4 separate regions of the Homo sapiens genome follow, and regions 2, 3 and 4 are each linked to region 1. A link is an interaction called in ENCODE POLR2A ChIA-PET data of the cell type or tissue named here. Cell type or tissue: GM12878. All regions are shown on one strand. Links, peaks and the distances in the headings refer to the core of each region. The heading gives the core; the rest is flanking DNA. Region 1 overlaps ATP2A2 (ATPase sarcoplasmic/endoplasmic reticulum Ca2+ transporting 2). Region 2 overlaps ANAPC7 (anaphase promoting complex subunit 7). Region 3 has its middle 9.1 kb from the start of IFT81. Region 4 overlaps HVCN1 (hydrogen voltage gated channel 1).

Region 1 (7,453 bases), core at 765-5,764:
TTAACATCTGACACCTTTCAAATTCAGCTCTTGAAAATCCACAGCTCTTTAATTTGCTATTACAATAAAGATTTCCAATCAGAACAAAATCCTCACAGTATACTTGCACAAGAGTTCAAGTAAGAGTTCATTAAATTATCAGTTTGCCACGTTTTAGAACTCCATGCAAACGTTTATAAGCCATGATACTGAAACATTATTTGTACCACTTATGTCAAATATAAATACTGATGGTTAAAACTACCATTATTCAAGCCGGGCATGGTGGCTCACACCTGTAATCCCAGCACTTTGGGAGGCCAAGGCGGACGAAGCATTTGAGGTCAGGAGTTTGAGACCAGCCTGGCCAACATGGTGAAACTCCGTCTCTACTAAAAATATAAAAATTAGCCCGGCATGGTGGCGGGCGCCTATAATTGTAGCTACTTGGAGGCTGAGGTTGCAGTGAGCTGAGATTGCGCCACTGCACTCCAGCCTGGGTGACACAGTGAGACTCCATCTCAAAAAAAACCCAAACAAACCAAAAATCAGCATTATTTTTTTAAAAAATCCTTTTTATTAATCAATTGTATTATGCATTTTAAAAACCTAATTTATTGTGGCAAACACCAGTTATTAAAATCTTTTATAAGAAAAACACTATTTAAGACCAGAAATTACCTTCTAAATGCCACTGTTGTTTTTGAATCTAAATGGCTCCTAGGAAACACAAGGCATAACAGATTTATCTTAAACTACTTAAACATTTAACTGTGACTCAAAATTTTCACCGTGTTTCCAATTTGAGTCATAAATTTTGTAGTTTAGCAGAGACTGAATGAAATTCTTCATTTGAGAAGCTCTACTTGACTACTTTAAACTACTTCCAGGCCTCACGGTGAACAGGGAAGGAACATTACACAATACCCCATTATACTACTGTGGTTTGCTCCCAATCTGTTTCTTAGACAGTACTGTCTTTAAAATGGCAAACGTGATCTCCTCCTGTTTTAAAATCTTTCAACAGCTTCTTTGGCATCCCAACCCGGGCTTATAACAGCCTCCATGACCCAAGTGCTGTTTGCCTGTCACCCTCTCACCTCCCTCTGAGCATCACACACTATGCTCTTCAGTTCCTCTAACTTGTTTCTGGGCCTTCACATACCCTTTCTTCTCCCATAAATAGTAAGGCTTTCCTCTAACTCCCAGATTAGGCTGGCATCCCTCACTGTGTGCCCACAGAGCATCCTGTCCTTTCCTTACACTCGCATGGTCTTCATGAATCTTCCCCACTAAAACCAAAAGCTCCATAAAGGCAGAGTCACTCAGACATCACTGATTTCCTAGCCCTACCACTATACCTGGCACACAGTGGGTGTCAAATAAAATATCTGTCAATGAATAAAGCATTTGGCACACATATTTCCTTTAGTATACATGTAGCAAAAGACTTCTAATTACCAAGTTGAAGAACATCACGAAGCTAGAAACAATAAAAAATCAGGGTCCAAAGAGATAACAGCTTTGGTTAAGCTAAATGAGGTTCAATAATGGTAGTTGCTTAAATTCTACGTTTAGACTAAAACCAAAATAATCTATGCCAGTAAAAGTCTAGAAATTTAGGAATGGGGGGATGGGAAGAACACCTAAGAAAGACTGTAGTTTTAGCTGGTAGAGTAATTAAGACTGCCAAAGAAATTTCCATAGACTGTCAGAAGACAAAAAATGTCTAGAATGACAACCAGACTCCATTTACATAACTGCATTCAATCTGGGTACCAAAGAGAACTACCAAGATGGTAAAGCGTTTGAAACAAATGCTAAGACTAACTTGGAAATAAACATTTTATTTTATTTTACTTTTTGAGATGGAGACTAGCTTTGTTGCCCAGGCTGGAGTGCAGTGGCATGATCTCGGCTCACTGTAACCTCCACCTCCCAGGTTCAGGCGATTTTCCTGCCTCAGCCTCCCGAGTAGCTGGGATTACAGGTGCCCACCACCACACCAAGCTAATTTTGTTTGTTTGCTCTGTCACCCAGGCTGGAGCACAGTGGCGTGATCTCAGCTCACTGCAACCCCCGCCTCCTGGGTTCAAGCAATTCTCCTGCCTCCCTCCCAAATACCTGGGACTACAGGCGTGTGCCGATGCGGCCGGCTAAGTTTTGTATTTTTAGTAGAGATGGGGTTTCACCACGTTGGCCAGGCTGGTCTCGAACTCCCAACCTCAAGTGATCCACCCACCTAGGCCTCCCAAAGTGCTGGGATTACAGGCGTGAGCCACCGCACCCGGCCAAAAATAAAAATTTTAGGATACGCTATACTGCTAACATTTGACAGTCCTAGTACTGCCACAAACTGCCACATGCTCCTGGATAAGTTACAAACTCTGAGTTTTAGTCTTCTCATCCCCTAAAATAAGGTTTCATAAGCTCCCCTTCAGATCTAAACTGGTGATAAATCAGATTTCTATGTGGCTCCAAATTAAAAAAGCTAACATACACAACAGACAAAATATATTTTAGCTCATAAGGAATATTTTATAATGAACTGACTAAAAAAATGACACTGATCATTAAGCAAGTTTCCAGTTACTAGAGTTATGGGGGTAGAAAGGTAACCAATTCATTAGATGTTGCAAAGGCAACCATGCACTAAGCAATGTTAGAGTACTCCAGCCTACCTACCAACAGAGATTTTTATCACAAAAGAAAAATGCACGTTTAAAAGGTCAAACACCATTCTTCTTCCCCTCTTTCAACAGATATATATACAGTTAACAGTATATTGCCGGGCGCGATGGCTCACGCCTGTAATCCCAGCACTCTGGAAGGCTGAGGCAGGCGGATCACAAGGTCAGGAGAACGAGATCATCCTGGCTAACATGGTGAAACCCCGTCTCTACTAAAAATACAAAAAATTAGCCGGGCATGGTGGCGGGTGCCTGTGGTCCCAGCTACTTGGGAGGCTGAGGCAGGAGAATGGCATGAACCCAGGAGGCGGAGCTTGCAGTGAGCTGAGATCATGCCACTGCACTCCAGCCTGGGCGACAGAGCGAGACTCCATTTCCAAAAAAAAAAAAAAAAAGTGTATCTTCTGGATTTTCTGGACATCTCTTTATGTACAACATTCACTAAAACAATATTAGACCTTTTATATTTATACATACCTGTCTCATTTTAAAAAGTGGCTGTATAGTAATAATAAGCAATGAAATTTTGAGACTATTATTTCTAGACCAGGTACTGCTGGAACAGCTTCACAGGTTACTAATTCAATCTTCACAACTCTAAGGAGGGATCTATTATCTTTACTCCCTCCCTGTTTATAGATGAGGAAAATGAGACACTAAAAGGTACTTGTTCAAGGCCACAGTATTTCACAACCATACCATGAACTAAATGAATCATCCTCTATTTTTATGGCTATCTAGTTATTTCTAACATTTCCTTTTACGGTGTTACAGGGTTAACATCTTCGTCTGTTATCTTTTACTTTTGCATACAAATGTATACTCCCACCAAGTTTATGTCCCTCCTGTTTCCCCATTCTCTCAATCTTGTATTTTTCTGGCACTGATAATGCCAAGCCCTTTGTTTTACTTTTTTTTTTTTTTTCTTTTTTTGAGACAGAGTTTCACTCTTGCTGCCCAGGCTGGAGTGCAATGGCACGATATCAGCTCAGCACAAACTCTGCCTCCTGGGTTCAAGTGATTCTCTTGCCTCAGCCTCCCAAGTAGTTGGGATTACAGGCAAGCGCTACCATGCCCAGCTAATTTTGAATTTTTAGTAGAGACAGCGTTTCTCCATGTTGGTCAGGCTAGTCTCGAACTCCTGACCTCAGGTGATCTGCCCGCCTCGGCCTCCAAAGTGCTGGGATTACAGGCATGAGCCAGTGTACCCGGCCACCAAGCCCTTGGTTTTCAAAAGTTCCATTATCGGCCGGGCACAGTGGCTCATGCCTGTAATCCCAACACTTTGGGAGGCTGACGGTGGGTGGATCTCTTGAGGTCAGGAGTTCAAGACCAGCCTGGCCAACATGGTGAAACCCCGTCTCTACTAAAAAAAAAATACAAAATAGCCAGGTGGGGTGGTGCACACCTGTAATTCCAGCTAATGGGAAAGCTGAGGCAGAAGAATCGCTTGAACCCAGGAGGCAGAGGTTCCAGTGGTCCAAGATTGCACCACTGCTCTCCAGCCTGGGTGACAGAGCCGAGACTTTGTCTCAAAAAAAAAAAAAAAAAAAAAAGTTCCATTATCTTTTAATATAAAAGTTGGTCACAGTTAAATCTGCCCATCTAGGTGGTTTGGTGTTAATGCTTAGGAAAGGTGGTTCCCATGGCCAGCAGCGGTGGCTCACACCTGTAATCCCAGCACTTTGGGAGGCCAAGGCAGATGAAGCACTTGAGGTCAGGAGTTTGAGACCAGCCTGGCTAACATGGTGAAACCCCATCTCTACTAAAATATACAAAAAATTAGCCGGACATTGTGGTGGGTGCCTGTAGTCACAGCTAACGGGGAGGCTGAGGCAGGAGAATGGCGTGAACCCAGGAGGCGGAGCTTGCAGTGAGCCGAGATCATTCCACTGCACTCCAGCCTGGGCGACAGAGCGACTCCGTATCAAAAAAAAAAAAAAAAAAAAAAGGAAAGGTGGTTCCCAAACCACATGGTTTCTTCTCCTTTTTCCAAAATCTTCATCTCAGTAGCAAGAATGAAAAGGTTGGCACTTCCTGGTACTGTGACTACCACTGAATCATGGGGAGTAGAGAGGAGGTGATTACAGGAAATCAGGAAGGAAATGCCAGCCCCATGAAATCAGGTCAGGCTTCAAGATCAACTGGCCTATCATGGTCTGATGGTTGAGGAGAACTCTCATTTCTCACAGTTCTTAATGTCTTAGCTATTCTGACAGTGCTCAGGGGCTCTCAAACTCAAAAACTCTCTATGCTGATTTTTGTTTTAGACTATTTTGCTCTTCTGCTTATCCGTTTTCTAGAGTAATAATTTATACCTTGGCTTTGGAAACAGAGGTATAGCTTCCAGGATTTACAGAACAACTAAAGCAATTTTTCTTTTTTGTTTTGTTTTCTTTTTTTTTTTTTTTTGCAACAGAGTCTCGCTCTGTCCCTCAGGGTGGAATGCAGTTGTGCAATCTAGGCTCATTGCAGCTTCCATCTCCTGGGTTTAGGCGATTCTCGTGCCTCAGCCACCCAAGTAGCTAGGATTACAGGCATCCACCACCACACCCGGGTAATTTTTGTATTTTTAGTGAAGATGGGATTTCACAGTGTTGGCCAGGCTGGTCTCGAACTCCTGGGCTCAAATGATCCGCCTGCCTTGGCCTCCTAAATTGCTGGGATTACAGGCATGAGCCACCATGCCCGGCCTGTACTTCAGTTTTCAAAACTAAATAGCTAGAATCCTGAGGTGGACTTTCTGAGGAGGAGGACAAATGAACCTCCTGAAGTTGCACACAAGATTTTCAATATATGTTTTTGGGGAAGAAAGTCCATAAATTTCATTAATTCTCAAAGGGACTGTGATCTAGAAATGATTAAGATCTGCTCTAGAGCCTTGCTACTCAAATTATTGACCTGGGAGCTTATTAGAAATGCAGAATAATCAGGCCCCATTTCAGACTGAACCAATCAAAACATACATTTTAACAACATCCCCAGGTAATTCCTGCACACATGAAGTTAGAGAAACATTGATCTAAGCAGTGTGCAAAATCTTAAGGCTCCCCACCCCCCGAACTTTTTTTGGGAGACAGAGTTTTACTCTGTCTCACTCTGTCACCCAGGCTGGAGCATACTGGCACGATCTGAGCTCACTGCAGCCCTGACCTCCCAGGCTCAACTGATCCTCCCACCTCAGCCTCCCGAGAAGCAGGGACTACAGGAGCACGTCAACATGCCCAGCAAATTTTCATTTTTTATTTTTTTAGAGACGGGGTCTTTCCATGTTGCCCAGGCTGGTCTCAAACTCCTGAGCTCAAGTGAACCTCGTCTCAGCCTCCCAAAGTGCTGGCATGAGCCATGGCTCCCAGCCTCACTATGCAAGTTTTTAAAACTTTTTTTGTAAAGACAAGGTCTCAATATGTTGCCCAGGCTGGTCTCAAACTCCTGGGCTCAAGTGATCCTCCTGCCATGGCCTCCCAAAATGCTAGGATTGCAGGGATAAGCCACTGCACCCAGCCAACACCTTTTTTTTTTTTTTTTTAAACAATTCTCTTTTCATATTTTACAAAAGACTTTGGTACAGAGATTGTTGTGGCCCACAAAACCCAAAATATTAGCTGGACGCTATAGCTCACACTTATAATCCCAGCGTTTTTTTTTTTTTTTTTTTTTTTTTTTGAGATGGAGTCTCGCTCTGTCCCCCAGGCTGGAGTGCAGTGGCGCGATCTTGGCTCACTGCAACCTCTGCCCCCTGGGTTCAAGTAATTCTCCTGCCTCGGCCTACCGAGTAGCTGGGATTACGGGTTACGGGTGCCTGCCACTGCACCCGGCTAATTTTTGTATTTTTAGTAGAGACGGGGGTTTCACCATCTTGGCCAGGCTGGTCTTGAACTCCTGATCTTGTGATCCACCCGCCTCCGCCTCCCAAAGACCTGGGATTACAGGCTAAGGCAGGAGGATCACTTGAGGCCAGGAGTTCAAGACCAGCCTGAGTGACACAGTGAGACCTCATGTCTATAAACAAACGAACCAACCAACCAACCCACAAAGATAGTATGCCAACTCCTCTGCTCTACAGCAGACTGACTACTCTGTTTTGTGTTAAAGAGCATTTAATGTTTGCTAAATGTTTAAAGCCAGTCAATTCCAACCCCAACAGCTTTCTAAAAGCAAAAAAAAGTCCACATGGACTCATGGCCATACTATCTAAATCACACTTTTTAGAGCAAGAAAGCTCCTTGAAACAGTACTCCAATTACCTAATTCTGCAGAGGTTAATGTACATAGTCCAATGTCATGCAGAACTAGGATCATAATCCAGGTTCTTATATGAATCCACTCATCTATTTCACAACTCTGCCTTTTACTCAACTGCTTCAAAAGCAGTTTATACCTGCTACTAAATCTCAGTACTGCATGTTAACTGTCTGAAGTAAAAGTTTCCTTCCTTTAAATTGAAAGTTTTCTTCCTTTAAATTGCTGTCAAGTTTAAGAATTATTCTTTTTATTCCCGAGTAAATCTTGAAATTGCTGGCACCCTGTTGGCTATTAAGTCTTCATTTTAGGAAATAAAATTATCAATTTCTGTACAAGTGCTAAAGCAAATGCAATTTTAAGATTGTGTTGCTTCCACTACTTAAATCTTAAAAGATGATTCGCTCCAGAGTATATACTACAAGACAGAAGTCATCTGAGAATATTTATTTCCTGGTGCTATTCATCAACCCTGGGTTACCAAGATACATAAAGTTTGTTTTAAACAACCCTGAAAACAGTGTTCTTAAGAAGTCAATAAA
Region 2 (7,453 bases), core at 1,000-5,999, 63 kb before region 1:
GGATGGTCTCAATCTTCTGACCTCGTGATCCGCCCGCCTCGGCCTCCCAAAGTGCTAGGATTACAGGCGTGAGCCACCGTGCCCGGGTCCTGTTTTTTTTTTTTTTTTTTGAGACAGAGTCTCGCCCTGTCACCCAGGCTGGAGTGCAGTGGCATGATCTTGGCTCATTGCAACCTCCACCTTCCGGGTTCAAACCATTCTCCTGCCTCAGCCTCCCAAGTAGCTGGGATTATAGGCGCCCACCACCACACCCAGCTAATTTTTGTATTTTTTAGTGAGATGGAGTTTCACCATGTTGGCCAGGCTGGTCTCGAACTCCTGACCTCGTGAGCTGCCTGCCTTGGCCTCCCAAAGTTCTGGGATTACAGGCATGAGCCACCACAACCGGCCTATTTTTTTTATTTTTATTTGAGATAGAGTCTCACTCTGTCACCCAGGCTGGAGTGCAGTGGTGCAATCTCAGCTCACTGCAACCTCCACTTGCCGGGTTTAAGTGATTCTCCTGCTTCAGCCTCCTGAGTAGCTGGGATTACAGGCATACACCACCACACCCAGCTCATTTTTGTATTTTTAGTAGAGATGGGGTTTCGCCATGTTAGCCAGGCTGGTCCCGAACTCCTGGGCTTAAGTGATCTGCCCAATTCAGCCTCCTAAAGTGCTGGGATTACAGACGTGAACCACTGTACATGGCCTGTTAGGCCTATTCTTTTTCGTGGCCATCTTACCTTGGGCCAGAGTTAGTACTCGTGGGATAACTCCACATCCATATGATAGTGTTGGCTGTGGGAATGGGTCTGTTCATTGTGACCTCCAGAGTGGGCACAATCAGGGTCCAACTTTGTTTTGTTATGTAATATTTTAAGTTCATGTGAATTGACCCTGGGAGTTCAAAGGAGCTGTGCCAGTTTCAGCAACGTTTGGTGACTCAGTCACAGACATTAAAATAGATCTTACAAGATGCAGTTCCTCCAAAACATATTTTTATAAGCATTTAAAAATAAACCTAGGAGTCTAGGAGTGATTTGCTCTTAACAGGAAGATGAGTTCAAATTTGAGAAATAAAATTTGGATGTTGGGAAAGAGAACAAATCTGCTTATATAGCCAGAGAGCTATGCCTCTGGATTTGTTGAGGGGGAAAGAGTATTGTCTTTGTTCTGAAAGAAGCTCTAGCAAACCAACCATTGATTTCAGATTAACTTCTTGATCCTGAAACTGTAACTTCCCTGTCTTCCCAGCTGCTGTTAATCATGTTAATTCCATTATACTGCATGCCTATTTCACCAGAGCTCAGGGATGCGGTTGAATAGTCCGTCCTATAATATTTGGACAGCGGATGTTTCCCAGTTGGCCAGTGAGGCTTCTTAAGCTGCCATTTGGAGATTTAGGTCAGGGCAACTCTGACTACACCCTTTGATATTTCTTACAGTTTCCAGTTGGAGCTTCCTTCTTTTGCTGGTAGAGATTTAGGTTAGGCAAGTGCATTCTGTTTTTTTCTGAAGTTCCAGTAGGGCTTTAGCAGGGAAGTAAAACTATTCAGTAAGTAATTGCAAACAACTGTATGTGGAATCCAACATGTTGCCCTTAAGAGTTAGGTAATTGGCTGGGTATGGTGGCTCATGCCTGTAGTCCTAGCACTTTGGGAGGCTGAGGCGGGTGGAACACCTGACGTCAGGAGTTCGAGACCAGCCTAGCCAACATGGTGAACTACCATCTCTACTAAAAATAGAAACAAATTTAGCCAGGCATGGTGGTGCACGCCTGTAGTCCCAGCTACTTGGGAGGCTGAGGCAGGAGAATTGCTTGAACCCAGGAGACATGGGTTGCAGTGAGCCGAGATGTCACCACTGCCCTCCAGCCTGGGTGACAGAGCAAGACTCCATTTCAAAAAAAAAAAAAAAAATAGTTAGAGTTAGGTAATTTCTGGTTAAGTAACCATAGTGTGTGGAAGGGTGTGCATGAATGTTATAAATGCTGCTAGGGTGGAGGAGTATGCAGAGAAAATCTGCCAAGGATTGTGTGGGTTTGGGGTTTTAAGCTGTTTTTTTGTTTTGATGAGCACTTTGTGCCAAAAAGTTATTCCTCTGTTCTCCTCAACTTACTGGCATGAAGAGTTGAGAGTTGACTCTTCTCAAGGTGGCCTCCTCATAGGGCGTCTCGCTGTGGGTGTGGAAAGAGGCAAGGGCTGCCAGTTGCAGTCTGTTTGGTGCATGTGGTAAGTACTGTTCATCTCGTTTAGGGAAGCCCTCAGCAAGTGCCTTTTGAGACAGCTGTTACGTTTCAAATAAAAGAGTCTTTCTCCCTAAGTTGCTTGACAATAAGTCCTTTATTTGTCAAACTGTAAATTCACTTTAAGACTCTAGGAGCCAGGCCAGGCACGGTGGCTTACGCCTGTAATCCTAATACTTTGGGAGGCTGAGCTGGGCGGATCACCTGAGGTCAGGAGTTCGAGAGCAGCCTGACCAACATGGAGAAACCCCGTCTCTACTAAAAATACAAAACTAGCCGGGTGTGGTGGTGCATGCTTGTAATCCCAGCTACTCGGGAGGCTGAGGGAGGAGAATCGCTTGAACCCGGGAGGCGGAGATTGCAGTGAGCCGAGATGGCGCCATTGCGCTCCAGCCTGGGCAACGAGAGTGAAACTCTGTCGCAAAAAAAATAAATAATAAAATAAAGACCCTAGGAGTCTTCCATCTTAAACCTAGCCCTACAGGTGACCGAATGCAGCTGGAGAATAACTGCTTGTTAAGAGGCAGCAAAACCTTGGGTTTTGTTGGGAACATCATCTCTCACTACTTTGATCTCTTGGCCATATGACAGACTAATCATTAGTGTCGCATTTATTCTTCCAGTGGTCAGATGGGGTGCTCACATGCTGCAGGTTCCTTACATGTGCTTGTTTCCTTCCCTAAACTGAAGGTGCCTTTGAAGGCAGTCTTTTTCTACATCCATCAAGTTCTCTGGGGAAGAGCACTTCTTAGCTATTCCATCAACACTCTTGCCAGTCTAATCTCACCATCAGTTTCCCGTGGCCTGCCCTTTGTCTGAAACTTTGAAGGTTAGCAATTTGGAGAGCTGTCAGAGTGGAAGCATGGGTTGGAATGGTAATGGCATTGAATGTCTTCACGTGTTTTACTTTTTTCAGGTCTTATCGAATGTTACTTAGCCTCCAACAGTATTCGAGAAGCAATGGTAATGGCTAACAACGTTTACAAAACTCTGGGAGCAAATGCACAGACCCTTACCCTTTTAGCCACCGTTTGTCTTGAAGACCCAGTGACACAGGAGAAAGCCAAAACATTATTAGATAAAGCCCTGACCCAAAGGCCAGATTACATTAAGGCTGTGGTGAAAAAAGCAGAACTACTTAGTAAGTGTGTCTTATTTTCTGTCCTGTTCATCATTAATTTTTATAAAACCTGACCTCAGTTGGAGCCCCTTGTCCCAGCTAGTTACAGATGACTAGACAGGTGTGTGCCTTTTGCAGCAGGTCTGAGCCTGCTTGGATTGGTTTATATTTAGCCCAACCAAACGTAGCTGGCTTAGATCTGCTTGGCTTGGTTCCAACCACCTATAATTGGTTGGTATCTATTCGGCTCACTAATTTTTTTTTTTTTTTTTTTTTTGAGACGGCATCTTGCTCTGTCACCCAGGCTGGAGTGCAGTGGTGCGATCTCAGCTCACTGCAACCTCCGCCTCCCGGGTTCAAGCAATTCTTCTGCCTCAGCCTCCTGAGTAGCTGGGACTACAGGCGTGCACCACCATGCCCAGCTAATTTTTTTATTTTTTATTATTTTTTTTTATAGTAGAGATGGGGTTTCACCATATTGGCCAGGCCGGTTTCGAAATCCTGACCTTGTGATCCACCCGCCTCGGCCTCCCAAAGTGGTGGGATTATAGGTGTGAGCCACCGTGCCCAGCCTCGGCTCACTGTTATCTGGTTTGAGTTGTCCTGAATTAGTTGGAGCTGAATATAACTAACTGATTTTAGCCATTTTGAGTGGAGCTATCTGGATGATTTTATGACTTCCCGTTTGGCCCTTTTTTTTTTTTTTCAGTCCTGATTTATGATAAACTCATAATTTGGTTCATTGAATTTGGGCTAGTTGGCAAAGCAGTTTGGCTTTTTAAAGTTAAGAGCCCATTTAAAACATTATAATTCAAACTGCAAATTTCTTTTTTTTTTTTTTTTTTGAGATGGAGTCTCGCTCTGTTGCCCAGACTGGAGTGTAGTGGCACAATCACGGCTCACTGCAAGCTCCGCCTCCTGGGTTCAGGCCATTCACCTGCCTCAGCCTCCCGAGTAGCTGGGACTACAGGCACCTGCCACCAAGCCCGGCTAATTTTTTGTATTTTTAGTAGAGACGGGGTTTCACTGTGTTAGCCAGGATGGAAAATTTCTTAACTGAATAGGGCTTCAGGTGTGCTTGCCCTCGCTTTGTGTTGCACCAGTGTTCTCTTGAGGATGTCTGCAAAGAGATGGTCAGAATGGTAGTTGTGGTTTTTTTGTACATGACTTAAGTGAGGGTCTTTTTTATTCCCCCAGGCAGAGAACAGAAATATGAAGATGGAATTGCTTTGCTGAGGAACGCACTGGCTAATCAGAGTGACTGTGTCCTGCATCGGATCCTAGGAGATTTCCTTGTAGCTGTCAATGAGTATCAGGAGGCAATGGACCAGTATAGTATAGCACTAAGGTAGGCACTAGCCTCCCTTGGGGGAAGGCCACTGAGGAGGGTAGAGGAGGCAGTGAGCTGTGTCACAGGAGTTATGGAAACACACACACACTTTGTGTCCATGGTTGAAAGCAGAATAATAATAGTAATGGTAGAAGAGTTATTTGTGAATTCATGACTTCTAAAAATTTTTTCTTAAAATATATTAACAACATTAGAGAACTGTTTCACTCATAACCATCCCACACCACTATAACATCTGTGTTCATTTGTATAGCTCATCTTCTGTCCTTGCCCACACACACATATTTTTATAGGGCTGTACCTAGTATATATTTTATATTCTTCTTTTTCAAATCAAAGTATTGTAAGTACTTTCCCATGTTTCTATCTACTGTAGTCATTAAGAACTTGAGGTCTGAAGTTTTGAATACTACCTTCACCACCTGTGATCTTGGGCAAGTTACTAACACATTTCCTTGTCTATATCTAGCTACCTTATTAGATATTAAATGATCGAATGAGGGTTAAATGATTATTTCATGTAAAGCTCTTAGCCCTGTGCCTGGTACATAGTAAATGCTAAATAAATAGTGGTATTCTTACTGTTTAATACAGAAGTGGTTTCTTTGAGGGTTGTCTGTGTGTCTGTAAGGTTATGGTGAAGGGCTGTCTTTAATAGAGTCTGATCACATTCAATTGTTCAGCACACAGTTGAGCACCACTTGTGTGCCTAGCATCTCAGTGACAACTGGAGATGCTATGTTTCGGGAGCTGTCAGTCTCAGACATGCAGACTGGCCATGCCATGTGCTAAGGGCTTTCATAGTAGTCTGTAGAAGGGAAGGTGGGAGTCCAGAGGGCAGGAGCCCTGGGTATGGGTGAGAGCTTCAGAGTACAGGATGTGGAAGGCTTCAACCAGGAGACGAGGAGATGTTACAGATCGGTCCGCATTTATATCGGTAGAAACGGTGCCAACATGGGTTTTAGCTGCTTTTTAGAATCTCAGAAGCAAGTGAGAAAATAAAATATCAGACTTCCATTAGAGGTGGGGTTTGCTAGGCGTGGGACGCCTGCTGGCTTGGGTGATGGTCACTAAGGCAAGAGGAAAGATTGCTTAGGAGGCAAATAAATGAATGTTCTAGAGGCTCTGAACTTTGGGGGTGGGGGTGGCGTATGTACTGACACTCAGCTGCTAAATGTGAATGCTTGGGTAGGGGTAGCCTTGGGTCCTGGGGTCTGACCTAGGTGTTTACAAGTCTGTTCCATGGTACAGCGTGATGTTTTTGGTTGGCTCCTGAAATGCTGCTATGTTTAATTACATCATAAGAACATGGGACACCTATACTCAGAGAAATTCCTATTTTTTGTAACCCTGTAGCTCTAAAACCCAACTTTCTGGGAATTCCATTTGAATTTACCTGGTAATGTTTGTTTGCCACTTTTTCATTTGTGTTATCTGGTAGCCGCCTCTAGCAGAATGCTAGGGGTAATAGGTATGAAAAAGTTTAAGAAATTTGTGGAGAAAAACTCAAATTGAGAACTCTAAAAATTAGGAAGAGACTCCTTTTTGCACTTCTGGTGGTGGACTCCCTCAACCCAGCCTTGGAAGCCTGAGTTGTTTGGAGAGGCCAGGCTTTAGCACATTTTTTGGGACTGTGTGGTCATTTCACTGCCGGGCCAGGGAGATGACGAATCAGCCAGCAAGAGCAAGGCAGAGATTCAGGCCTCTCCTTTGTTTTGTTGTCCCCTAGTTTGGACCCCAATGACCAGAAGTCTCTAGAGGGGATGCAGAAGATGGAGAAGGAGGAGAGTCCCACGGATGCCACTCAGGAGGAGGATGTGGACGACATGGAAGGGAGTGGGGAAGAAGGGGACCTGGAGGGCAGCGACAGTGAGGCGGCCCAGTGGGCTGACCAGGAGCAGTGGTTCGGCATGCAGTGAGGGGGCGGCAGCTCCATGGCCGCAGTGGCCTGCCCTGCTCTGAGCACTTCCGTGGACTGAAGGAACCGTAGGAGCCTGCTCTCAGAAGGACAATGATTCAGCATGTGATTGCAGCAGGGGTCTCTGCCCCCTCGCTCCCAATTCCTAGTCGTGACTTCATTTCTAAAACAGAGCCTGACCAACCTTCCATGTATCTCCATCCTCCCCTGCTCCAGCCAGGGAGGACTGAGGGAGTGCCCCGAGACCCACGCACATGTTGGGGCTTCTGGGCCAAGAGTACTTTTTATATAACTAATTTCTAAATCCAAAAGCTCAAGGAATAGACAGTGTTCTGTGACATGGATTGGTTTGAAGGAGTTACCCACCATCCCAGCACGATAATGTCATCTCCCAAGTTGGATGGCAGCACGATCTGGCCCTAGGGAGCTTCCTGTTCCCAGAAGTCATTGTCCTGGGCTATCCAGATGTCCCTAGTAAATCTTGCTTCCTTCTGCAATGTTAGTAATGCCTTAAGCTGACAGTTGCTATTTTGCAGAACAGTTTTCCTCTTTGCTTAGCTAGTAACTTGCCTCTGAGCCTGGGCTGATCTGAGAAACAGGTGTGACAAGAGCATGAACCAGAGGTGCACCTGGGGCAGTTCCCTAATAAAACTGGTTTGTACAGTCATGGTGTTGGGGTGATCAGAATGGAAGCCCTTTTCAAAATAGACTCTTAGTATTTTTGTCTTATTCGCAATGCATTGATTCAGCCCCAGAATTATTTGCCAGAAATAGACTTTCTTCCCCTGGTGTTGGGAGCCAGGAGGGTTGGAAAGCTCAGGAACCCTGAGCTGGTTC
Region 3 (7,453 bases), core at 1,049-6,048, 200 kb after region 1:
AAAAGAGGCTGACAATTCCAGCTTCTTAGAAAGAGACATTTAGGCTGGGCACAATGGCTCATGCCTGTAATCCCAGCACTTTAAGAGGCCAAGGCAGGAGGATCACTTGAGGTCAGCGGTTCGAGACCACCCTGGCCAACATGGTAAAACCCTGTCTCTACAAAAAAAATACAAAAATTAGCTGGGCGTGGTGGCAGGTGCCTGTAATCCCAGCTACTTGGGAGGCTGAGGCAGGAGAATCGCCTGAACCCAGGAGGCGGAGGTTGCAGTGAGCTGAGATCTTACTGCTGCATTCCAGCCTGGGTGAGAGAGTGAGATCCTGTCTCAAATAAAAAAAAAAAAAAAAGAAAAAGAAAAGAAAAAGAAAAAAAGTAGAACTTTTAATCCAATAGTTTCAGCAAATTTCCAGGGCTCACTCTCATTGGTCTGAAGTGTGTCAGACCCAAAGGAAGTGCTGGATCCTCTTATCAGAGATAGAGATGCTATGCAAACAAGACCAGTAGATCAGGGAAGACCAGGTGGTCAGGGAAGGCTGGTAAATCTGGAAAGCTGCATAAGAAAAACCGGAAGAGGAAGGAATGAGCCTGCACTCGTGGCAGAGAGCATCTGTATCAATGAGAACCTTCTCCCTGATTTCCTTCCACGAATTATCTTTCTTCAATGTGGTCTTCCACTGTGGGCCAAACAAGGTCTTGGGATAACCCAGCAGACCTCTCCGGATCCCCCACAAACATCTGAGGATGGCCATGAATATAATGTCTCCAATCCCTTCTCATTTCAGAACTTCCAAACAAGAACTTTCCTGTGCAGAGTACAGGGAAGCCAAGCCAATTTTCTGTTTTTGGTATTAAATTTAGACCTTTCATCCTGACCATGAGATATTTCTGGATTCTGCACGAGTATTCAGCGAGTGCCAGGATTCAAGATGCTATCCCATCTGGGGCTATTCTGCAGGCTGCCCACTTTATCTCATTCTTTTAAAACTGGGAAAAATGACCCAGACGCAGAAACAAATTCAGAAGAGGGTTATTCTGTTATCCATTAATTGTCATTTAATGCCTTTGCCATCCAGGTTACTTGGAGAGGAAAGAAATTAAATTTGAACGGAAACCTGAATTGCATTTTGCAGATATCCTAAATTGTCTCTGTTCTGACAATTTAATCTTGTGGGTATGTTTAGTAGCAGAATGTGCTTTCTTAAAAGGTAAAAAGATAAATAATATGTGAAATACTCAACTTAAATGGATGAGATTCCAGAGGTCTTCTTAAATGTGTGCCTGGTACTATATTTTTCTCAGATGGCTTTTATAAAATGGGTTTTGTATTTATAAATGTGCTATGGTTCACAAAGGCTGGAAATTGCTGATGAGATTAATGGGCAATGTAGAATAGCCAAAATAATACGCAATTCATATTAACTCCTTAGTCATCAGTATGGATTGAAATATAGGATGCATCTAACTTTTTTTTTTCAGTGACACGATGTCACTCTGTCACCCACGCTGGAATGCAGTGGCGTGATCATAACTCACTGCAGCCTGTACCTCCCGGCCTCAGCCTCCCGAAAAGTTGGGACTACAGGTGGCGCCACCATATCCAGCTAATTTTTTTTTTTTTTTTTTTTTTTTTTTTTTAGAGATGAGGTCTCACTATGTTGCTCAGGCTGGTCTCAAACTCCTGACCTCAAGTGAGCCGCCCACCTTGGCCTCCCAAAGTGCTGAGATTACAGGTGTGAGCCACCGTGCCTAGCCAGGATGCACCTAACATTCTTAGTGGGCTGAAATTATCATTATATCATCACTTATTGAGTGCTTACTATATGTCAGGAACTTTGCTAAATACTTCAAATATGTGTCAGAATTTATTCAAATTTTAATTTATGTGTGTACCCCTTCTGTTTCCCATCCTCTTGAAAGAATTTTTATTGTCTTGACTTCTGCAGGTTGAAAATCCAGCTGTACTTTGCCCAGTACATCTGTACTTCCTACAGACCCTGTAGGCGTGTGAAGAATTGAAGTGTTTAGGGGAAATTGTACTGGTTGTCCTCAGGCGGGGAGTGGAGAGGGGGGTTCCTTCAAGGGTAAGGTGGGGCCAGGTGCGGAGGTCGAGGCCTATAATTTCAGCACTTTGGGAGACCAAGGTGGGAGGATCACTTGAGTCCAAGGGTTCGAGACCAGCCTGGGCAACATAGTGAGACCCTTATCTCTATAAAAAATAAAAAGTTAGCCAGGCGTGGTGGCGTGCACCTATAGTCTCAGCTACTGGGGAGGCTGAGGCTGGAGGATGTCTTGAGCCTAGGAAGTTGCGGCTGCAGTGAGCCAGGATTGTGCCACTGCACTTCAGCCTGGGCAACAGAGGGAGACCCTGTCTCAAAACAACACAAAACAGAACAAAACAAAATGAGACAAAACAAGAGTAAGAAGAGAAAAGACAGATGTTATGGAGAGTGGGAAGGGTCACAAGTTGATAAGTCCAGAGCAGCTTCTGGGAAGGGAGAAATACCCTAAGGAGGCCACACCACAAGTCCAGTGCCTTCCAGTCTGACCAAAGCTTTCTTTGTCTCAGGCCTGACATGGAAGGATCAATGCTATTGGACCTGAAAGGACCTGTAGCCTGGGAGGATGGGTGACCAAGCAGTCACTAGGGTGGGCCACTGACAGAAGACTGCAGGTGTTGCCCAAAGCTACATCACTGCAAAAGAGCCCCGGGACTTGGTATCCCCTAGGATGTGTGTTGGGGGAGGGGGGATGCTCAAAACAAGATTACATTTCTCTCCAACCTAGCAGAATGGGGGCTCAGAATTGGATTTCAGTTGGTTATAAAACAATGTCCTTCCTCCTGCAAATCTGAGTCGTGGACTAAAACTGATAACTTCTGTATTAGTTAGCATCCTGGCAGGATAAAGATGGCAAACTCTGGGCAATTGAGGATAGCTTAATAAAGGGCTATTTATAAAGGTGTGGACAGCATTTAGGGCAACCAAGAGACCAGCACCAAAGGCAGCCATTGCTGCCCCTAAGCCTGAAGCAGGAAGAGAAGAGGACAAACACAAAAAGCCTGACAGATCAGCCCTACAGAGACAGTTGCCTAACAAGAGCCTCTGACGCAGCCAGTCCCAATCCCACTGTCCTATCCTCTGATCTCTTCTTGCTTGGCTCCTCACTAGCTAAACCCAACAGAGAGCCAAAGGGAAAGGGAGCTCCCCTGAGGTCATCCATGCAGATGCGCCTCCCTGGACAAAGAGGGGGAGGAAGATGGCAACAGTGGGGCTGGGCGCGGTGGCTCACATCTGTAATCCCAGAACTTTGGGATGCTGAGGTGGGCAGATCACTTGAGGTAAGGAGTTCAAAACCAGCCTGGCCAACGTGGTGAAACCCTGTTTCTACTAAAATACAAAAATTAGCTGGGTGTGGTGGTATGTGCCTGTAATCCCAGCTACTTGGGAGGCTGAGGCATGAAAATCGCTTGAGCCCAGGAGATGGAGGTTGCAATGAGCCAAGATTGCACCACTGCACTCCAGCCTGGGTGACAGAGTGAGACTCTGTCTCAAAAAAAATTTTTTTTTAATTTAATCCACAGCAATGTGGATCCGGAGGGGCAGACTGACTTTATAGATAAAATTACACAATCAAAATGATGGGCAGTCAGGCCTTGTGGGGTCAGTGAATCCAGCCCCATGTCTTCCAAGCTGCACTTCTCTCTTCTAGCTGAAGTTCCAGGCATTATGTGAGTTAGGCCTAATTTCATTTCGGCACACTGCCTGCACCTACATAATCTCATTTAATCTTCACAACAAGTCTGCAAGGACAGTTTTTTGTTTTTCTTTTTTTAGACAGTCTAACTTTGTCACCCAGGCTGGAGTGCAGTGGTGTGATCATGGCTCACTGCAGCCTCAACCTCCTGGGCTCAAGAGATCCTCCTGCCTCAGCCTCCTGAGTAGCTGGGACTACAAGCGAGAACCACCATGCCTGGCTAATTTTTGCATTTTTCTTTAGAGACAGGGTCTCACTACATTGCCCAAGCTGGTCTTGAACTCCTGGGCTCAAGCAATTCTCCCGCCTTGGCCTCCCAAGAGGCTGGGATTATAGGCGTGAGCCACCACACCCAGCCACAGTATTATTTTTTTCCACTTTATGATTAAGGAAATTGAGACCTAGAGAGTTAACAGAGGCCCAAGGTCGCAGAGCTGGTAGCTGGCTGAGCCAAGATTCAAACATAGGTCTGCCTGATTCCAAAGCCATTTTCATCAGCCTCCTAAACTGGCTCCAAACTGGCCCAGCAGAGACCGAAAGAACCATAAATCAGGCTGCTGAGGTGGGAGGCACAGGGATTTTCTGTGTGGGAGGGACCACATCAACACAGTGCCTGGACTTCTGTGCCTACAAGGGCTTTGCCAAGGAAGCTCTTCTCACACCCAGGTATAGCTAATGGTTTGAAATCCAAGCGCTTATCCCAAAATCAAAGAGGGGGAAGATGGAGAGAAAACACTTGGCCAATGCTGGGAAAAAAAGTGTATTTTCATTTCAGATGCCTTTCAAGTTTCTTTTTTTCCCAGCTGAATGTTTGGTGTATTTATAGAGTTCAGGGGGAGTATTTAAGGGTAACCGGCAGTGGAGCTGCATTTTGGGCTATCAGGAAGCTGAGAATCATGCAGGAGAAGTTTGGTGGAAGCGGACAAGAGCAGCAGGGCACAAACTGGCTTTGTCTTTCATGTTGCCAAGACCACCTCATCCTCCTGGGGCTGATGACGTCAAATCGAGGTCTATGAGAGTGCTACAGATGAAATGATCGACTCAAAATGATGGGCAAATGGGTGAATGAATAAGCAAACTGTGGTATATACATACAGTAGAATATTATTCAGCCATAAAAAGAAATGAAGTACTGGTCCATGCTATAGCATATATGAACCTCAAAAACATGGTGCTGAGCAAAACAAGCCAAATGCAAAAGGCCACCCGTTGTATGACTCCTGTTATATGAAATACTCAGAATAGGCAAATCCCTAGAGACAGAATGTGGACTGGTGGTTGCCAGGGGCCAGGCAGAGGGGAGAATGCAAAGCAAGTGCTTAATCGGTACAGAATTTCCTTTTGAGGCCGGGCACAGTGGCTCACGCCTGTAATCCCAGCATTTTGGGAGGCCAAGGTGGGCAGATCACTTGAGGTCAGGAGTTCAAGACCAACCTGGCCAACATGGCAAAACCCTGTCTCTACTAAAAGTACAAAAAAATAGCCAGGTGCGGTGGTGCAGGCCCATAATCCCAGCTACGTGGGAGGCTGAGGCAGAAGAATCGCTTGAACCCAGGAGGTGGAGGTTACAGTGAGCCCAGATCGCACTACTGCACTCCAGCCTGGGTGACAGAGCAACACTCTGTCTCAAAAAAAAAAAAAAAAAAAAAAAAAAAAAAGCATTTCCTTTTGAGGTGATGAAAATGTTCTGGAAATAGACAGAGGTGGTTGTACGATATATGTTAATGTACTAATTACCATGGAATTGTTCCTTTTAAAATGGTTGGTTTTATGTTATGTGACTCTCATCTCAATTATATTTTTTTTTTTGGAAAAAAAAATTCCCTTCCTTCCCGTCCCTCCCTTCCTTCCTTCCTCTCTCTCTTTCCTCCCTTTTCTTTCCTTCTTTCTTTCTTTCTTTTTTTTTTTTTTTTTTTTTTGAGACAGGGTCTCGTCCAAGCTGGAGTGCAGTGGCATGATCATGGCTCACTGCAGCCTCGACCTCCTGGACTCAAGTGATCCTCCTCAACCTCCTGAGTAGCTGAGACTACACCCACCACCATGCCCAGCTAATTTTTAATTTTTTGTAGAAACATGGTCCCGCTACGTTGCCCAGGCTAGTCTCAAACTCTTGGGCTCAAATGATCCTCCTGCCTTGGCCTCCCAAAGCTCTGGGATTATAGGCATGGGACACCATGCCCAGCCAGCAAGGTCTTTTCTGTTCCTCTTACTTAAAGTAACCAACCCACCAGTCACCCTCCATCACTGTGCTCTTCAGACTGTTGGTCATGGCCTATTAGAGGGAATGGAAATCAATTTAGTGGATCTCAATTAACATTTTAAAAAATGAAATGAAATAAAACAGAAAATATCACACAAGGATAAGGGTAAATATTACTGTGTCAGAAATTTTTTTACTTTTTTTTTTTTTTTTTGAGACGGAGTTTCCCTCTGTGGCCCAGGCTGGAGTGCAGTGGTGCAATCTCAGATCACTGCAGCCTCCACCTCCCTGGTTCAGCGAGTCTCCTGCCTCAACCTCCCGAGTAGCTGGGATTACAGGCACGAGCCACCATGCCCAGCTAACTTTTTTGTATTTTTAGTAGAGATGGGGGTTTCGCCATGTTGTCCAGGCTGGTCTGGAACTCTTGACTTCAAATGATCTGCCTGCCTCGGCCTCCTAAAATGCTGGGATTACAGGCATGAGCCACCACGCCCAGCCTATTTTTTGCTTCTTAATAAACCACTCCAAATTTATTGATATGCAACCGTTTTTTCCCACAAGTCTGTGGGTTAGCTGGGCTCAGCTGGGCGGTTCTGCTCCATGTGGTATCTGCTGGGATCACTCATACGGCTGAATCCAGCTGGAGGTCCGTGTGGGGCTAGAACATCCAAGGTGGCATCCCTCTTGGATCTGGATGTTAGTGTTGGTGGCCACTTCTTCACATGGAAGCTCTCCTTCTCTTGTGGCCTCTCATCATTCAGTTGTCTGACCTGAGCTTCCTTTCATGGTTCTGGGTACAAAGAGCACAAAAGTGGAAGCTGCCAGTCCCCTTAAGGCTGAAGCCCAGAAAAGGCACAAAGTTGTTTCCGCTGCATCCTATTGCCCAAAGCAAATCACAAGAGCCACCCAGATTTAAGGGAAGGGAGAGGCTGGGTGTGGTGGCTCATGCCTATAGTCCCAGTACCTTGGGAAGCTGAGGCAGGAGGACAGCTTGAGCCCAGGAGTTTGAACTCAACATAGTGAGACCCCAACTCTACAAAAAAATGAAAAAATCAGCTGGCGTGGTGCTGCATGCCTGTAGTCCTACCTACTCGGGAGGCTGAGGCAGGAGTGTTACCAAAACACCAGGGGTTCAGACTAGGTCCTGCTGCTTGCCACACAGAAAGCCAATCACTGACAGGACAAGTATTGCCAAGGAAGAAGGCTTTAATTGGGTGCTGCAGCTGAAGTGATGGGAGCTGAGTCTCAAATCCAACTCCCTGGTCTACTAAAATTAGGAGTTTATATAGTGGGGAAGAAATGTAACAACATGCGGGAAAACAAGAACTAGGGAAGGGCAGGAAGTCATCTGATGCCCTGATCTGGTGAGTTTCAGTGCTTCAGTACTTGTTTTTGAGAGGCCTGAAGGTCCTCAGATAAAACAAATACAGCTTTAATAGCAGAAGGGTCAATGTCTATGTTTATCCAAAAGAACAGTGTATGGGAGTGTTGGGCCAGTTTC
Region 4 (7,453 bases), core at 786-5,785, 340 kb before region 1:
AAGCTTCCAGCATTGAGAGATGTGTCCAAGGTCCAGGCAGATGGGGGAGTTGGGAGCTGAGCCCAGGACTGGCCGCCCCACGGCACGGACTCTGCAGTCTTTGCCAGGGTGAGGATTTAGAATGAAGCAGCTTCTCTGAATTCTCAGCAATTTTCCTTGTGACCTGGTTCCCCTAAGAAGCAACACTCCCTGTGAACTGGCAGATTCAGGGCCCCAGGGATGAGTTTTCATAGAGGCTGGGGTTATTATCCTGGCATCGTAGTTTTGTGACCTTAGGTTGGTCTGTCTCTCATTTTTCTTTTGCATTGTTTCTTTTTTAAATTGAGGTGAGATTCACATAACAATCATTTTTAAGTAAATGATTCTGTGGCATTTATTTAACACATTCACAGTGTTGTACAAGTCACCACTATCTAGTTCCAGAGCATTTTCTTTTTTTTTTTTTTTCTTTTTTCTTTTTGAGATGGAGTTTCACTCTTGTTGCCCAAGCTGGACTGCAATGGTGCGATCTCGGCTCACTGCAACCTCCGCCTCCCAGGTTGAAGCGATTCTCCTACCTCAGCCTCCCAAGTGGCTGGGATTACAGGCACACACCATCATGCCCAGCTAATTTTCTGTATGTTTAGTAGAAACAGGGTTTCACTATGTTAGCCAGGCTGGTCTCGAACTCCTGACCTCAGGTGATCTGCCCGCCTCTGCCTCCCAAAGTGCTGGGATTACAGGCATGAGCCACCGTGTCCGGCCCCAGAGCATTTTCAAATGGAAACCTGGTACCCATTAGCAGTCACTCCCCATTCCCCCTCCCCTAGCCCTGGGCAACTGTGAACCTGCATTCTGTCTCTGGATTTGCCATTTCTGGACATTTCATTAGATGGGATCATATAATGTGTGATCTTGTCTGTCTGCCTTCTTTGACTTAGAATGACGATTTCATAGGAGCGGGGGTCAGAACCTCATCCTTTTCATGGCTGAATATTGGGTCTGTTCCTTGTAGCTCTGTGACTTGGTTTTACCTCACATGAGCTCTCAGATCCCTTTAGTTCCAAAATAAAACCAAGGAAAAACAACAACAAAAACCCTACTAGAGGCTTGCACCTTTATTAAGCTTGCTGAATTTGAATATGTGTGAAAACTTCATTACAAAGCAATTTGCCATGCAATTTTCACAAGAAACCACATCATAATACTTTAATTACTGAAATAATTACCTACAGGTTGAAAGGATCAAAGGATTAATAGTCTGTTCTTGCAGAGGCCTGAACTTGTTTAATTTTAACCTGAAACTGCAGAAATTGCCAAGATAATGGCAGGTTAATTTTCAGAGGCCAGAATCTACTGATCTGAGAGTGTGAGCGGCAAGGCCCTGGCGGGGGGGTGGGTACGGTGATGGCCTGGAATTTCCAAGGGAAGAGAAGGGTCACTCGAGGTCCTTTGGGGCTCCTCCCACTGCTGCATCTCCACTGCCATTATGGTAACCCCAACACTGTCACCTCCACCCTGCCATCAGTGCCCTCGCCAACATCATCACCAGCTGTCACCGTGACTGCCATCACCACCAGCTGCTTCCCACAGCCACCATCAGTGAGACCACCCACCCACTCCACACTGCTCCCCACCTGTCCTCTGTCAGCCCATCACAAAGCCCAGGAGGCTGTGTTTCCCATAGCAGCTCTCCTGAATTCTCCAGGACACCAGGACTCCTCTCCCCTTCACCATCTTCACCCACTATGAGCACACGAGAGCTGGGGCAGGTACCTCGCATCTCCAGGCAGAAGCTAGTTTGTAAGCACAGCAGCCGTCCCTGTAGCCAAGGAACCTGCAGTCAGCAGTCCCCAAGGTCCCTTCCAGGACTCGGACTGCCGAGGCAGGGCTGTGTTGAATTATTTATTGAGCATCTGTTCTGTGAGCACCCCAGCAACAGCAGTCCCCAGGAACAGAAAAATACAAACTTGCCTGGGCACGGTGGCTTATGCCTGTAATCCCAGCACTTTGGGAGGCCAAGGTGGGTGGATCACTTGGGGTTAGGAGCTCGAGACCAGCCTGGCTAACATGGTGAAACACCATCTCTACTAAAAATACAAAAATTAGCCAGGCATGGTGGTACGTGCCTGTTATCCCAGCTACTCGGGAGGCTGAAGTGGGAGAATTGCTTGAACTCAGGAGGCAGAGGTTGCAGTGAGGCGAGATCATGCCACTGTACTCCAGCCTCGGTGACAAAACAAGACTCTGTCTCAAAAAAAAAAAAAAAAACTGATTATTTGTTGCCATCTAGGTATGGGCAGTTTGGTTTGAGAGGTGGTATTTGGGAAACAGTGACCAAAGGTCAGAAAATGAGCCAGAGATGTTCTGGGAGGGCAGGGAAGGTGGGCAGCGCCTAGAGGCAGAGCAGGCCAGGAGGGTGGCGGGAAGGAGGCTGGCAGCTTCTATCAGAGAGGAGCTGGCCCTGCACAGCCTCCATCCTGGTGGGGCCTCTGGCGAGCTATAGCAGTAGCCTCCCATCCTTAATGGCTTTGCCCAGTGGTTTCACCCACGTGCTTCCAAGCCAGCTCTTAATGATGGGAGAGGGAGGGCCTCTGTGGGGGTCTCATGATCTCTGGCACCTTCCCTCGGCCCACAGGTCATCATCATCTGCTTGGTGGTTCTGGATGCCCTCCTGGTGCTTGCTGAGCTCATCCTGGACCTGAAGATCATCCAGCCCGACAAGAATAACTATGCTGCCATGGTAGGGGTTGACAGCTCTTCTGGGGTCTTACTGATATGTTTTGCTTGTGTTATCTGCACAGACGGGGTGCAGAGTGGAGCAGCTGACACCCCACTTGGAGTAGCAAGGTCTGTGGTAGTTTGATAGGTGTTTTCGTCTTCCTTTCCAGAATATGGATTAGCATTTACTACAAGCAGGAAACGTTGTTTCACATGATGGCTGGAATCCTGGGCGATGCTAGGCTAGTGAGCTGGAGCATGTGGGGTGGATCCACTCTGCCATCTCTGGGTCAGGAGGGGCATTCCTCCTGTCTTCTGTTGATGGTCTGCATGGTCCCCTTGCTGGGCCATCAGGGGATCTGCTGTTTATTCACTGATTCAGTTACTGAGCCCATCCCAGATGTTCACCCAAAGGGTGGTGGACATACCCTGTCTCAGTTCCAAGGGCGGAGATCAAGAGAGTTAAAATCATCCCTGGTTGGGCATGGTGGCTCACACCTTTAGTCTCTGCACTTTGGGAGGACAAGGCGGGTGGATCACCTGAGGTCAGGAGTTCGAGACCAGCCTGGCCAACATAATGAAACCAAATCTCTACTAAAAGTACAAAAAAGTAGCTGGGCGTGGTGGCATGCGCCTGTAATCCCAGCTACTCAGGAGGCTGAGGCAGGAGAATCGCTTGAACCCCAGAGGCGGAGGCTGCAGTGAGCCGAGATAGCGCCACTGCACTCCAGCCCGGGCAACAAGAGCAAAACTCCGTCTCCAGGAAAAAAAAAAAAAAAAAAAAGCATTTCCCCCCCATCCCCCGCCATGCCCTTTTTTGGAAAAACAAAATGGAATTGATATGCAAATGTATGTCTTTGCAAGTGGTGAAAACGGCAGAATATGAAACTTCCTCCTTCTTCCTGATACCTTTCCCAGAGGCAGCCCTGTGACATCTCCTATGCCAGCATAGGAGGAGAATCTTCCCTGTCCATCTGTTTTCTCCTAAATAATTGTTTTCATGTTTCTCAGAGACTGGGTCTTGAACCCCAGGGCTCAAGTGATCCACCCACCTCTGCCTCCCAAAGTGCTGGGATTACAGGCGTGCGACACTGCACTTGGCTCTCTTCCTCTATTTTTAATAGAATCCATTAACATACCTGCCATACTTATTGTCTTTTTTTCTCTCAACTTTTTATGAAAAATGGCAAAGACACATTTTGCTGTGTTTGCTTTGTCACTATACATCCCCACGGACGCACACACGCTTCCGTCTGGCCATTTGACTTCACAACCCTTCACTCCTAAATACTTCAACGTGCCTAATAAGGTTTTTCTCCCATGGAGCCATAAGAGCACCATCAGATCTAAAATAAGATCAATAGTCCCACCTAACAACCACTTTTATTCACTCATCCCAAATGTCTCTCTTTATTTTTTTGAGACAGTCTCTATCGCCCAGGCTGGAGTGCAGTGGCACTATCTCATCTCACTGCAACGTCCGCCTCCTGAGTTCAAGCGATTCTCCTGCCTCCAGCTCCAGAGTAACTGGGATTACAGGTGCCCGCCACCACACCCAGCTAATTTTTTTATTTTTAGTAGAGATGAGATTTCACCATGTTGGCCAGGCTGGTATCGAACTCCTGACCTCAAGTGATCTGCCCACTTCGGCCTCCCAAAGTGCTGGGATTACAGGCAAGAGCCACCGTGTCCAGCCCAAGAATGTCTTTAATGGCAGTTTTTTTCAAACTAGGATAGAGAATTCCAATATTCTATTTGGTTATGTCTCCTTGGAATTTTTAATTTTTTTTTTTACTTGAGACAGAGTCTTGCCCTGTCACCCAGGCTGGAGTGCAGGAGCACTTAACAGCTCACTGTAGTCTTGATCTCATGGGCTCAAGCCTTCCTCCCGCCTCAGCCTCCTGAGTAGCTAGAACCACAGACATGCACCACCACACCCAGCTAATTTTTAAATTTTTTGTAGAGACAGGGTTTCCTTGTGTTGCCCAGGCTGGTCTTGAACTCCCAGGCTCAAACAATCCTCCTGTCTTGGCCTCCCAAAGTGCTGGGATTACAGGTGTGAGCCACTGCACCCGGCCTCCCTGGGCTTTCTTAATCTAGAGAAATCCTCCTGCTTTTCTTTTTCCTTCATGACAATGACTCTTGGAAGAGCCCAGCCAGTAGAATGTCCCATGTTCTGGATTTGTCTGATGATTTTGAGGTCTCCTGCCTTGTTTCTTCATTTCCTGCACACCACGGTTAGGTCCAGGGCTTGATCAGCAGGGAGTCTTCATTGGCTGGCGATGTTCTGGATGTGGCATTTTCAGGAGGCACACCACGCCAGGGGTCCCACTCAGTTGGGTCACTTGCTGGACTGCTCCACTGGCCAGGGGCATTTTTCCCGTTGCAGTGGTAAATGATCTGCCTGGTACTGCTTTGGTAGCATGCAAATATCCTCTTCCCCAGTTGGCATCTGTTGGTGAAACTTGCCTGAGTCAGTGACTACACTAGGGAATGCAAAATGGTGATTTTCTGTCTTTCCTTCTACATTTAGTAGTAGGTACTCTTCTATAAAAAAGCACTTCCCTGTTTTCCCATGTGTGTATGTATGTGTGCATGGGTGTATGTGCCGCACTGTGAATTTTTTTATTCACTGTGTTACAATCAATCTTAGTCATTCTTTTCAATGTTCAGATTGTCCCAAATGTTGTCACTGTGAGCCTCTTCAAGTTGACTGCTGGGTCCTGTTGACATGACTCTGTGATGTCTTTGAAGACTTCCTTGCTGGCAAAAGACGTCCTTGCCCACATTGTACCTCCCCTGCCTCAGATCTGGAAATGGTTATCTTGGTGTGAGGACTGGTTATTTTATTTTATATTTTTATTTTTTGAGACAGTCTCACTTGTCACCCAGGCTGGAGTGCAGTGGTGCAATCTCGGCTCACTGCAACCTCTCCTCCGTGTTCAAGCAATTCTCCTGCCTCAGCCTCCCAAATAGCTGGGACTACAGGCATGCACCACCATGCCTAACTTTTTGTATTTTTTTAGTACAGACAGGTTTTCACCATGTTGGCCAACGTGGTCTCAAACTCCGGGCCTCAGGTGATCTGCCCGCCTTGGCCTCCCAAAGTGCTGGGATTACAGGCATGAGCCACTGTGCCCAGCCAGGACTAGATCAAGATCTTGGAACCCTTTTCACTTTACACCACCTTGGTGATCACTCCTAATTGGAACATATGGATCTGCCTCCATTCATTCATTCATTCAGTTATTTTAGAGATGGGGTCTTGCTATGTTGCCCAGACTGGCCTCAAACTGGGCTCTTGGCAGGAGGCCCCACCTAGCCTCCTGAGTAACTGGGACTATTGGCTCGAGCCACCACACCCAGCTTAATCTTTTTAACAAGTGTGTCCTTAGGGCCCCATATGGAGGTGTCACCATTCATTTCAAGAGTAACTTCTAATGGACATTTCTGTCTAATGGACATTTCTGTTGTCTTACAATGCAGAAAGTATTTGTTCTGCAAACAGTGCTGCAGTAAATATCCTTAGTCCCTGTGCACACAGGAGCTCAGCTGTAGGGTAAGTTCTTAGCCATGGAATTGCTGGTCCAAAGGGTCTAGAGGATGCTTTAATTCTGACATTGCCTAATTGCCCTTTAGAGAGCAGGTGCCTCATCTGTGGTGTTCACAGCTGTGTTTCCAGCACTGGGCATCTGGATTTGTCCACCAGAGGAATTCTCTTGCTGGTGACCAGGCAGGTGCATGTGAGGGCAGCTTGACCTCCCAGAGGCCCAATCTCCCCTGACTGTGGTTCCTTGTCCCCTTCAGGTATTCCACTACATGAGCATCACCATCTTGGTCTTTTTTATGATGGAGATCATCTTTAAATTATTTGTCTTCCGCCTGGAGTTCTTTCACCACAAGTTTGAGATCCTGGATGCCGTCGTGGTGGTGGTCTCATTCATCCTCGACATTGTCCTCCTGTTCCAGGAGCACCAGTTTGAGGCTCTGGGCCTGCTGATTCTGCTCCGGCTGTGGCGGGTGGCCCGGATCATCAATGGTACGTCTCCTGCACTCCCAGGCTGTGGATGGAGAGTAGGGGCCCAGGCATACATCCAAGGCCTGACTGCGCAGTCACTCTGGGTGCCTGAGCTCACAGTGGCTCCTGTTATGGAGGCCTCCCCTCTGCCCCCTCACCTCCCTCTCCTCCCTTCTTCCTCTTCAGCCCTTTAGGAGCTGGTTATAAGCAGGTTTACGTCAAGCAAATAAAATGAAACAGGTTGGGTGCAGTGGTCATGCCTGTAATCCCAGCACTTTGGGAGGCTGAGTCAGGAGGATCACTTGAGCCCAGGAGTTCGAGACCAACCTGGGCAACATGGTGAAACCCCCATCTCTACAAAACAAAAAATACAAACATCAGTTGGGTGTGGTGGTGCACACATGTAGTCCCAGCCACTGGGGAGGCTGAGGTGGGAGGATTGCTTGAGCCCAGGATTTGGAGGCTGCAATAAGCCAAGATTGTGCACTGCACTCTAGCCTGGGTGACAGAGCCAGACCCCATCTCAAAAAAAAAAAAAAAAACTGGACTCTTGTCAAAGGAAAGAAAAAAAAGCCTTTCAGTTCCTACAGAAGATGCCTGTTATGGGGAAAGGGGGCATTTCCCAGCCTGTGCTTTCGTGGCATCTATGGACACCGCTGTTGTGCACCCACATGATTGTGAACAGGTTCTAGGTTAAGAATCCTAATGCTCATCTTGTCAGTGATTATTTTTAAG

What was found. ChIA-PET counts read pairs that join two places held together with the same protein. Peaks named below come from ENCODE experiments on the same cell type or tissue, not always from the same donor. Only the 100,000 strongest peaks of a DNase experiment are listed, where the experiment ranks them.
Region 2: POLR2A ChIA-PET joins it to region 1 with 9 read pairs; 8 of 35 experiments call an interaction of 5 or more read pairs at or near these places.
Region 3: POLR2A ChIA-PET joins it to region 1 with 5 read pairs; 5 of 35 experiments call an interaction of 5 or more read pairs at or near these places.
Region 4: POLR2A ChIA-PET joins it to region 1 with 5 read pairs; 2 of 35 experiments call an interaction of 5 or more read pairs at or near these places.

What each region holds. Positions count from the first base shown.
Region 1 is chr12:110,310,478-110,317,930 of GRCh38, reverse strand. The region is part of intron 5 of ATP2A2 (ATPase sarcoplasmic/endoplasmic reticulum Ca2+ transporting 2); the gene reads right to left. Among named protein-coding and RNA genes, the nearest start is that of ATP2A2, 33 kb to the right of the region's middle. RefSeq lists an enhancer at 3,219-3,298. In GM12878, for the core only: no CTCF peak of the experiment used is centred there; a DNase peak (open chromatin) is centred at 3,450; H3K27ac peaks cover 2,524 bases.
Region 2 is chr12:110,373,308-110,380,760 of GRCh38, reverse strand. ANAPC7 (anaphase promoting complex subunit 7) reads left to right here. Exons shown (of 11, transcript NM_016238.3): 9 at 3,144-3,368; 10 at 4,545-4,695; 11 at 6,428-7,453. The coding sequence ends at 6,617. Among named protein-coding and RNA genes, the nearest start is that of ANAPC7, 27 kb to the left of the region's middle. In GM12878, for the core only: no CTCF peak of the experiment used is centred there; no DNase peak of the experiment used is centred there.
Region 3 is chr12:110,111,572-110,119,024 of GRCh38, reverse strand. No RefSeq gene overlaps it. Among named protein-coding and RNA genes, the nearest start is that of IFT81, 9.1 kb to the left of the region's middle. RefSeq lists a cis regulatory region at 370-641. In GM12878, for the core only: no CTCF peak of the experiment used is centred there; no DNase peak of the experiment used is centred there.
Region 4 is chr12:110,650,503-110,657,955 of GRCh38, reverse strand. HVCN1 (hydrogen voltage gated channel 1) reads left to right here. Exons shown (of 8, transcript NM_032369.4): 5 at 2,618-2,722; 6 at 6,508-6,739. Among named protein-coding and RNA genes, the nearest start is that of HVCN1, 35 kb to the left of the region's middle. In GM12878, for the core only: no CTCF peak of the experiment used is centred there; no DNase peak of the experiment used is centred there.